2 separate regions of the Homo sapiens genome follow, and region 1 is linked to region 2. A link is an interaction called in ENCODE POLR2A ChIA-PET data of the cell type or tissue named here. Cell type or tissue: PC-9. All regions are shown on one strand. Each heading gives the region's core, and the rest is flanking DNA. Links, peaks and the distances in the headings are about the cores only.

The links. Peaks named below come from ENCODE experiments on the same cell type or tissue, not always from the same donor. Only the 100,000 strongest peaks of a DNase experiment are listed, where the experiment ranks them.
Region 1: POLR2A ChIA-PET joins it to region 2 with 5 read pairs; 2 of 35 experiments call an interaction of 5 or more read pairs at or near these places.

The regions. Positions count from the first base shown.
Region 1 is chr12:12,664,626-12,670,007 of GRCh38, forward strand. All of the region lies in intron 3 of GPR19 (G protein-coupled receptor 19), which reads right to left. Among named protein-coding and RNA genes, the nearest start is that of GPR19, 29 kb to the right of the region's middle. In PC-9, for the core only: no CTCF peak of the experiment used is centred there; no DNase peak of the experiment used is centred there.
Region 2 is chr12:13,091,561-13,096,942 of GRCh38, forward strand. The region is part of intron 1 of GSG1 (germ cell associated 1); the gene reads right to left. Among named protein-coding and RNA genes, the nearest start is that of GSG1, 9.4 kb to the right of the region's middle. In PC-9, for the core only: no CTCF peak of the experiment used is centred there; DNase peaks (open chromatin) are centred at 471, 1,821 and 3,041; H3K4me3 peaks cover 300 bases; H3K27ac peaks cover 3,846 bases.

The DNA of each region.
Region 1 (5,382 bases), core at 203-5,202, 430 kb before region 2:
TATAAGAAATCAGGGCCAGGCGCGGTGGCTCATGCCTGTAATCCGAGCACTTTGGGAGGTCAAGGCGTGCAAATCACGAGGTCAGGAGATCGAGACTATCCTGGCTAACACAGTGAAACCCCGTCTCTACTAAAAATACAAAAGATTAGCCGGGCGTGGTGGCAGGCGCCTGTGGTCCCAGCTACTCGGGAGGCTGAGGCAGGAGAATCGCTTGAACCCGGGAGGCGAAGGTTGCAGTGAGCTGAGATCGCGCCACTGCACTCCAGGCTGGGCGACGGGGTGAGACGCCATCTCAAAAAAAAAAAAAAAAAAAAAAAAAAAGAAATCAGGACATAAGATCTAAAATTAGCATTGTCCTAGAAAATCTGGACTGCACCCTCATACATATAAGATTGAAATCATCTTTTCGCCTTCATGTGTGTAAAACCTATTAAACTTTTTAAAAAACCTGTTAAGATTTAAAGTTTAAAAATAAACTAAAACAGACAATTTCCCCAGACAGAAAACTGTTCTAACTTTTCTGGGATGCCTGTGGCCTGAATAAAACAGGAGTCCACACAGGCACTTTTCCTTAATGCGCATACTTGAAAACCTGTGAACTTCCTTCTGTCTCTTTCTTCCTCTAACAACAAAACTCTGCAAATGAAACTCAAGCTCACCGCTTTAACTAAAGCCCGGAGGCGGGGGGCCCTTCCATCATTTCCTCCAGCTGCTTTACACCCATGAGTCTGTCTGCCCATTTCCCCAGCCCAACCACTTGGAAGCAGAGGATCCCAATGCTCAGAAACAGGACGAGGGAGCCCGAGGAGTTCCTGAGTCTAGATTTCCCCTGCTGGTGGCATAAGTTCTCACTCCACCTAAAATCGCTGCAGTTCTGAATATTCATTCAATAAGCCGAGAAACTGGGCTAGGTATTAAGAAAACAAAGATCGGCCGAGCGCGGTGGCTCACGCCTGTAATCCCAGCACTTTGGGAGGCCGAGGCGGGCGGATCACAAGGTCAGGAGATCGAGACCATCCTGGCTAACACAGTGAAACTCCGTCCAACTAAAAATACAAAAAATTAGCCGGGCATGGTGGTGGGCGCCTGTAGTCCCAGCTATCCGGGAGGCTGAGGCAGGAGAACGGCGTGAACCCGGGAGGCGGAGCTTGCAGTGAGCCGAGCAGCCTGGGGCACAAAGCCAGACTCCGTCTCAAAAAAAAAAAAAAAAAAAAAAAAAAAAAGAAAACAAAGATACGTAAGCAGTGTGCCATATTATAACTCAATTTGATAATAATTATAATTCACTGCTAAGAACAGAACTTTGTACAAGGAGCTAAGTAAGACAAAAATAGGGACCCAGTTTTGCCCGGGTAAGGGGAAGAAAAGGAAAGGCTTCACAGAAGAGGTAAAGTTTGAGCTGGGAGCTTAGAGGATGAATAGGACTTCTTCAGGAAGACAAGTGAATAAAACATTCCAGGGGAGAGAGATAGCATGTGGATTGAATTTTGGGGTCATTTTTCTGGGTTGATCTTTTTTGGGGCCCTTTTCCCCTCAGAAACATAGTTTCCTTCAGACCATGCCTCCCAGAGTATATAGTTTCTAAATGCCCTACAATCAAACTGATCTAAATTTTTCCCCTGGTTACAATGAGAGGTTATATTTGCTGCATTCATGGGCAGAAATGCGGTCAGACAGTGGATAAGAATATTAGCATATCCAGAATGGTTGTGGTACCCTTGCTCATACAGCATCTTGTTAGTCCTTTACTGCAGCATTTTCCAAGTTTGTTTTTCTCTAGCTTAGCAATACAGTAGATTGGAGTCTTCCAGGCAGCCTTAAGAAATATTGATGCCTGAGTCCCAGCTTCAGGGATTTTAATTTAATTGCTCTGGAGTGCAGCCTGGGTGTCGGATGTTTCAAAGTTCCCAGGTGATCCTGAGTGTAGCCAAGATTAAGATCTGTGCTTTAGAAATACCTCCATGTTTCTGTCTTCTCCAATAAACTGTGGACTCCAGTAGGGAGATGGGGATGTTATTCTTTTTCTCCATGCTCTACAGCTTCCACTGAAGTTCTTTACATTAATAATTGCTTATTCGATGTTTACTAAATTGGATCTGTAAGGACAGAGAACTGAAATAAATGACTCTTACTCTATGTGCCTCTGCTAGGAGAATTAAATGCACATAGAAAATCACTATATATTCTCAGAGAGGTGAAACATTGGGGATTATGGTGATAGGGGAAAACATGACTCCTGATAAAAGCAGGGCAGGTGAAACTGAAGCTACCAGGTCAACTGCTATATGAAACAGATATCTCATCTAAGGGAAAGCCAAGGTAATTTAGGTGTCCTCAGACAGGTTCTTGCACTTTCCTCCCAGAAAAAAGTCTGCCATATTATAACTAAATTCTAGGGTCCCAAAGTAAAGTTTCAGAAAGGCCTCCCCTGCTCCATTAATTTAGATAAAAATATATCTTCAAGGGGGTGTTTCTGAAATATAAGATCTGGTTAATTAGTAATTCTGTTCAGAGCCATCCATATGCAGTAATTTTAGCAGTGACAAGAAAGGCTTCTTCACCTCTTTCCTGTTCGACCTATCTCTTCCCAGCCAGTTCTGAGACTACCATTTGACATACTCCCTTGGCTGAGGTATTGAAGGTCCTTATTTATCTCTACCTATATATGATCTAAAAGAGGAATCATTCATTTATCCTATTATCTACTTCTCACCCATCCAAGCTTTAAGATTAATACATGAGTGGGGAAAATGGTAGATGGGTTGTCATAGCACAGAACTGGGGGCCAGGCATGGTGGCTCATACCTGTAACCCTAGCACTTTGGGAGGCTGAGGCGGGCGGATCACCTGAGGTCAGGAGTTCAAGACCAGCCTGGCCAATACGGCAAAACCCCGTCTCTACTAAAAATACATAAATTAGCCAGGCGTGGTGGCATGTGCCTGTAGTCCCAGCTACATGGGAGGCTGAGGCAGGAGAATCGCTTGAACCCGGGAGGCAGAGGTTGCAATGAGCTGAGATCACGCCACTGCACTCCAGCCTGGGTGAGAGTGAGACTCTGCATCTCAATTAGAAAAAAAAAAAAAAAAAGAACTGGGGACTGGTTACCCCTGTAATGATGGGATCCTGGGGCACCTGGGAGGAGAATGTACCCTATCACTTTGCTTTGTAATTTTTATTTTGCATGTTTGTCTCCCCCATTAGGTTATGAGTTCCTTGAGGATAAGGACTATGTCTTTACTTCTATATCCCTGGGGCACATAGCTATTAAAAAAGGTTTAATGAATATATGAATGGGTGGATATGTTAGTAAAAATTATCCAATACTTGAAAATAAGGCAAAAAAGGACATATACTCTTAAGATCTTGCTGGGACATTCTTAAATGGGCCTCTCTCTCTGGGAGAATGTACCTGTGCTTGACTTTGCTATTTAATATTTGACTAGAGCTGAGACATTGTGAAGATATTTATATGTTAACTTGTAGATTTCTTTCTAGCAGAAAATAATAACCCCAAAGGTTATGGACTTACTGCCCTCTAGGACATTAGCCAGTTTAGTGTTTACCTAGCAATCTTATGCTGAAATTCTTTTTAAAAAATGCCTATAAAGATGCATTCTTCAAATGCTCTTGGAACCAGCTTTATTATATCATTGGTTCCTTCGGTATTATGTTAATAAATCTTTAACATATGTTCATTCAATATTTGTAAAAGTCATGATTCTAACTTTTTGAAAATCATACTTTGTTGGATGCAATGGATGGATGAATGACTGGAAGCTAATAAGAGGGAGCGGAGGACCACAGAGAGGAATGGGGCATGGATGACAAACTTTGCTTCACAATTCTGCATCAACTGTTGGATAGGTTTTTTAGTTAGTCTATTTTTTAAGTCTAAAAATACCCTAACAACTAACTTTTTGTCCTCTTGAGATTATAAAGATTCACAAACATTCTCACAAGGTATAAAGACCATTTTTATTTCTTGAGATTTGTTTAAAAATTTAATGTCAAACAAGAATTTTTATAATATTGATTTTTTACATGATTTGGTTGAAAAAAAAAAACAGAAACATTTTCTGTAGAATGGGAAGTATCTGCTGGACCTACATGGATACATATGGGTATTTACTAATGAGCAGTAAGATTACAATCATGACAGTAGTTATAGCATTAATACTACCAAGAGTTAATACTTATTTTTGTGCTTACTATGTGCCAGGCACTTTATATGTGTAACCCCTCAAAGTAGGTAAAATTACTGGCCTTGTTTTACAAATGAAAAAAACTGAAGTTCTTCCCCAAAGTCATACCGTTGGAAAGTGGTCACTCCAAAGCCCTTGCTCTTAACTACCATCAGGGTTTCCTGACCAGTGAGACCACAGAGGGCTGGATCTGAATTCAGAGAGTCAAATTGGCTGTACATGGGTAAGTCTTTCTTGACTATTCATTCAAAGAGAGGAATACAAAGTTATTCCCTATAGCCTCTTGCCTACCCACAGATACATCTGTTCAATATGCTAGCTCAGAAATATGTGACATAGTGAACAGTTTTAAAAAATGATCACTCCCACAACGCACTGCACAGAAGCTTAGCATCAAAAGTGCGCCAGACATGCTGGCCTGGAGAAATAGCCTTTCTTCAGAATAAAGAGTGTGAGAGTATTGGCATTTCAACATGCTGCATAATTAACTGTTGCCTTTTAAACAGAATGAAAGCAGAATTCTAGACTTCAATTTGAATTGAAATGAGGAAAAAATTTGATCAATTGTATTATCCCAAGTAGGAAATTATCTTTTAAAATTTTAGTTGTTTAAATTCAAGAAATACCACGGTACGGAGATTTTAAGGTAAACCCTTCATTGTTGTGTAGGCTTGATTTGTTTACATGTGAAAATGAGAAATGCCTGTAACACTAGTGGGCTGGGACTGGCTTACATAGGGAACCCTGAGCCAACTGTATATACATTTCTTCCCAACTCCAGGCTCAAAGACATCATGTTGGCATCATGAAGCAGCCATGGTAGGAGTATGGCAAACACCAAAAATTGAAGTTTTGTTTTTTTCCCCCCTCTGCAGAGCCAGTTGTTAAACATTTACCCGCACACCACTTCCAGTAGGGCAGGGCTTTCAGGGCAGCCTATCCTAAGTCCTGAACTTACACACATTGCTGAACTTAAAAATGGCTCAGGAGGCCACACAAGCTCTTCTGAAGCTTCCTAACTGACTCTCTTGCTGTGTGGCCTTGAGATAAAGACTCTGGTGTATGTGTGCTTGTGTGTGTTTTATAGAGATGAGGTCTTGCTATGTTGTCCAGGCTGGTCTTGAACTCCTGGGCTCAAGCAATCCTCCTGCCTTGGCCTCCCAAAGTGCTGGGATTATA
Region 2 (5,382 bases), core at 130-5,129:
GGGCACGGTGGCGCACGCCTGTAGTCCCAGCTACTTTTGAGGCTGAGGTGGGAGGATCACCTGAGCCCAGGAGGTTGAGGCTGCAGTGAGCCACGATCATGCCACTGCACTCCAGTCTGGGCAACAGGGCTATCTGTCTCTAAAAAATAAATAACAACAATAGATCATGGCCTTGATGTCCAATCATATTTCTATGTGACTGTCCATACTTTGTTGAACCTAAGCATAAAAATAGACAATTTTCCCTTCATCTTTGTGACTTCATTCTGAAGGTTCCCACGTCACGTGAAACTACGATCAAATAAACTTGAATGTTTTTTCTCCTATTAATCTGCCTCTTATCAGTGGTTTTCAGTGAACCTTCGGAGGGCAAAGGGAAAGTTTTCCCCTGGCTTTTACACAACACGGGGATGATGCATCTTTAAGTTGAACCTTACACAGATCCAACTACAGAAAAGTGGTGATTTGCATAGATTGAATGACAGGGGCTGGCCTCTGGGCATGATATGCAGCAATACACAGAAGTAGGATAAAGGTGATCCACCAGAGAGGACAAATTAGAATGAGGAATGCAGAAGTCAGAGTGAATTGGAAGTGAGTATGTTAAAATCTTCCATTTCTGCCTCAAATGGTGAGAGTGGAATCAACATAGCCTCCAGCCGGCAAATCCTAGGGAGGATGTATGTGTGTGTGTGTACCTTTATGGTGAGTGCCATAATGACCCCACCAACAAACAGCAGGGGGATCTTTCTGAGTAGCAGTGATGGATCTGCCAGCAGCCACTACCTGGAGTTCTTGGACCAGCAGATTGAGCGAGAGAGAGAGAAGGTGGATTGCTGCACATTTGATACCACTGCTGGCCAGGCCCTGTCTACTGAAGTCCTGCCCCTTCTGAGGCTCACCCCAAGTCCCAACTGCTTCAGGGAGGTCCCCTAACCAGCACCTTCCATGGGAAGTGAGGCTTGGAAGGGCTTCAAGGACTGTGGTGTGTGCCTTCTTAATAGTACTCTTTTCACATTTATTTTTGGTCATGTCTTATCTTCCCTCCAAGATTTCAAGCTGCCATTAGGTAGCAAAAACGTGTCTTTGTAATTTTTATCTTTCCCACAGCAACTAGCACAGTATTTTACACATTAGACACTCAACACTAAACTGCTGAGTAAATTGAGGGTGTTCTGAATAAGCATCAGATAGCAATAACCTCAGTCAGAGGATATATAAACTTTTTCTTTTTTTTTTTTTTTTATTGAGACGGAGTGTCACTCTTGTTGCCCAGGCTGGAGTGCAATGGCACAATCTCGGCTCACTGCAACCTCCAGTTCCCGGGTTCAAGAGATTCTCCTGCCTCAGCCTCCCGAGTAGCTGGGATTACAGGCGCCTGCCACCATGCCTGGCTAATTTTTTTTTGTATTTTTAGTAGAGACGGGGTTTCACCATATTGGCCAGGCTGGTCTTAAACTCCTGATCTTAGGTAATCTGCCCGCCTCGGCCTCCCAAAGTGCTGGGATTACAGGCGTTAAGCCACCACGCCTGGCCGGTTATATAAGCTTTTAACTTTATGTAAAATAACATTAATACATATAAATATATAATTATATAATTAATAATTGACAAGGCAATTGATAACTTCTGGAAAAGTTTTATGTAAAGTCTAAACTTTATATAAAAGTTTAGAAAAAAGAATTGGGAGCATTCCAAATGCTCTTTGTGATAATCGTTTTTGGCTTTGTCTTCACTGACAGGTAGTAGCACTGACTTGCTGAAGCATTTGCTATTGTAACAAAGTGAGCTATTGGTGTCCTTTTCCCTGCATTACAGATTCCTCTGAAAGGAGTCATAGCAATGAATATTAAACTGGAAATCTCCGGGGGAAGCAGATGGATGCTTTGGGGCCTGGAGGATAAAAGAGGGCAGTGAACCTACTGGGATGTGGGGCTATTGAAACCTTTGGAAAGGAGATGGGGCTTATGGTTCTGGGAGAGGTAGCAGTCGGGCCCAGCTTCCATCCACTGCCACAGAGACAATAGAGTTTCAAATGCGAGGTGGCTGTGTGGTGCCTGTGTAGGCTGGACACCAGGTTTGGTGTCCACAGAGCCATGGGTAGGGTGTCGGCAGCCAAGCCCTTGGTCAGTGGAGAGGAACCTGGAGGGCCGTGTCTTCCAGCCTGGTGCAGAAGTGCCTGCCTCACAGTGGGGACATAGGGGAGGCTGCCGAAAGAACTGAGGCCCCAGATGGCTCTGGCAGGAGCCCCTACTCTCCATGTCATTTTCAGCCTAAGAGAAGAGGAGGCAAGCTAAAATATGACTGGTATTAGACGGCCAACTTTGCTGAGTGGTGGCTTGGAGCCAGATTTAATTGGACTTAGAGAAGTAATTTGGCAAGTCTCTCACTTTGTGTTAGAGCAGTTTATACAGTTATATTAATGCACATGGAACAGAAAAGAAGCCCATGGTTAGTTGCTGACAGACGCTTCTTAAAGTAAACCTTCTTGAGCTTTCCAGGGGATCCTTCATATCAGAATTAATCACACTTAAATCTGCTTATCTTAAGAGCCATAAATAAAACCATAGCTAAATGGACAGGTCCATAAATTTCCCTCCCTTATCACACCCAGCTTACTGTTTCTACATTTAAGAGAGAACTTTACCTGAGAAATGAAACAATTTGTTCTTCAGAATTTCCAGGGACTAAGACAGTGCATATCACAAAATGCTTATTATTTATGGCAATAAGAAATACACAAAGATCATATGTATGTAAAACCAATATGTAAAACATGATAAAGACAACTTCTGAAAAGCAATCTGCTAATATGATTTTACTTTTAAAGGCACTCAACAAATTAACTCTGCCAAGAATTGTCAGTTCTTGCAAGACTCTGGGTGACCTTGACTAAGGACAAAAAATCCGCAGCATCTGGGAGGAGGAAAGATTTTCTGTTGGTAGACACTGAAGTCGCGTGTTGCCCAGTTCCCCTTTCCTAAAATGTTTTCATCTTGGTTTTAGTTATGAAAATCCTATGGGTTTTAGTCATCATTCTCTTACTGTGAGTCATCCTTTCTAATAATTCTTACATTGCTTGAATAAGAAATGGACTTCCAGGTAAAACATCTTCACTAACTATTTGGTGTAAAGACTGACCTAAAGACTTAGGCAATTCTAACTTTTGTGACCTCAGCATTCATTTTTCAACAATCATTTTCATTCTGGTTTGGAAATTTGTCTATTATCACATCAGATTTTAACCCCACACTCAATCCATTTCAAGTTATACTTGCAAGATTTTTACTCCACATTCAATCCACTTCAAGTTATATATATTTGCAAGTTATTCTCGGGGTTATTCAGAAATAAGAAAGAATAACGAACCCCATACTAAGATACACCCACTTTGTGGCACCAAGGTGACAACCAATTTAAGGAAGAGGCAATTTGAGAAACAAAGAATAAAAAAGAGCTTGGACTGAAGCTCAAAGAGGTTCCTTCCAGAAGGAGTGTCCACCAGGGAGAGACACAAGGAACCTCATTCAAAAATCATCTTCTTGATATCGAATGATCATCTCATTCAAGAATTTTCAAGAATTATCTCCAACACCTATAGTACCATGCCCTTTGTCACATACTTTACTCCTTTCCCCAAACATGCCTTTTCCTGCTAGGGTCGGGATACCTCTTGAATTGGAAGAACAAATCTAATTTTGCAATGGTTTCCATAAAGTGATCCTGAAGAAGTAATGGCCATAAGAACAACTCTATCTTTGTGTATGCAACAGATCCCATGCCAAGGTGACTCTTTACTCGCTAGAAAAGGGACAGAGTGGTTTCTCTAACACTTGGGCCCTTAGATCATTAGGAAGTGCGTAGGCGCCAATGTATAATCAGTAACCCTTACATCAGCATATATTAACAGAGTAACCCAGAATTAGCATAGGCTAGGAAGGACAACAGATCGATGAGGCAGGTGCACTTCTTAAAAGAGCCAGGTACAAAATAGCTGTAGACTGCATCCTTTGAGCAATAGGAGGGGAAGCCGGTTACCTTGGCCATGGTCAGCGTCTTGCAGCTTGTCTGGAAGAACCGAAGGATGCCATCTGCACTCCAAGTCCCTTTGGTTTAATGTTGCAAGAATGCAAACTGTCTTCCTACCCTCCTCCCTCTCCTCCTACCCCTCCCCTTCTATCTCATATTCTTTGGAGTGCCTCATGATTAAATGCTGCCTTACAGGGAACACGGGCATTTAATAATTGACAAGGCAATCAGGGCCCAGCTGTTCTGGGAGATTACACCAGAGAGCTTGCCAATGGGGATCTGGGATTAAGCACAAAGAAGCAAGGACCTGCAATTTGCAGAGGAAATTTTCTTTAAAAAGTAAATGATGGTTTAGTTTCCACTGCCTGCCATTCCCTAGGTAACTGGTGTGAATGGATTGGGCTTGGATTTATGACAGACGAAGATATGGCAGGTCACCATCACTGCAGAAGTTTACCTTCCCTCGAGTAGGGTTTCCTATCCCTTTGAAGAAACTCTATTCTCTGCAATGTCGGGGCCTCATGGAGCCATGAACAGGAAATAGCTTCCTTGTTCCATGGGTGGTCTCCACCTTCCAGTTAGAACATTAGAATAAGTACTATTGCCGGGCGTGGTGGATCACGCCTGTAATCCCAGCACTTTGGGAGGCCTAGGTGGGCGGATCACAAGGTCAGGAGATTGAGACCATCCTGGCTAACATGCTGAAATCCCGTCTCTACTAAAAACACAAAAAAATTAGCCGGGCCTGGTGGCGGGTGCCTGTAGTCCCAGCTACTCGGGAGGCTGAGGCAGGAGAATGGTGTGAACCTGGAAGGCAGAGCTTGCAGTGAGCCGAGACTGCGCCACTGCACTCCAGCCTGGGTGACAGAGTGAGACTCTGTCTCAAAAAAAAAAAAAAAAAAAAGAATAAGTACTATTAAGTATCTCCCTCTACACATGGAATGCTGAGTGAGAATGTTGGCTGGGGATGTGGCAAAGATGCAGATAGAATAGGATTGGAGATAAATGAATTCCAGGATCTGGAATGCCATGGCTATTTACCATTCCTCTCCCAACCTTCAGGCAAAGGAATGACAATATTTTATATTTCAAAAAAGAGTTTCTAAAATGCTGAAAAAGTAATCTAAGAAACCAGTAAGGGGTCGTTTGCATATGTTCTTGCCACCAGTCAGCCAGAAGTACAAGTTGTTCTTTCTCTCCTCAAAATTGTACAAATAGCTGGGCGCGATGGTTCATGCCTGCAATCCCAGCACTTTGGGAGGCTGAGGCAGGTGGATCACTTGAGGTCAGGAGTTCGAGACCAGCTTGGTCAACATAGTGACACCCTGTCTCTACTTAAAAATACAAAAAAAT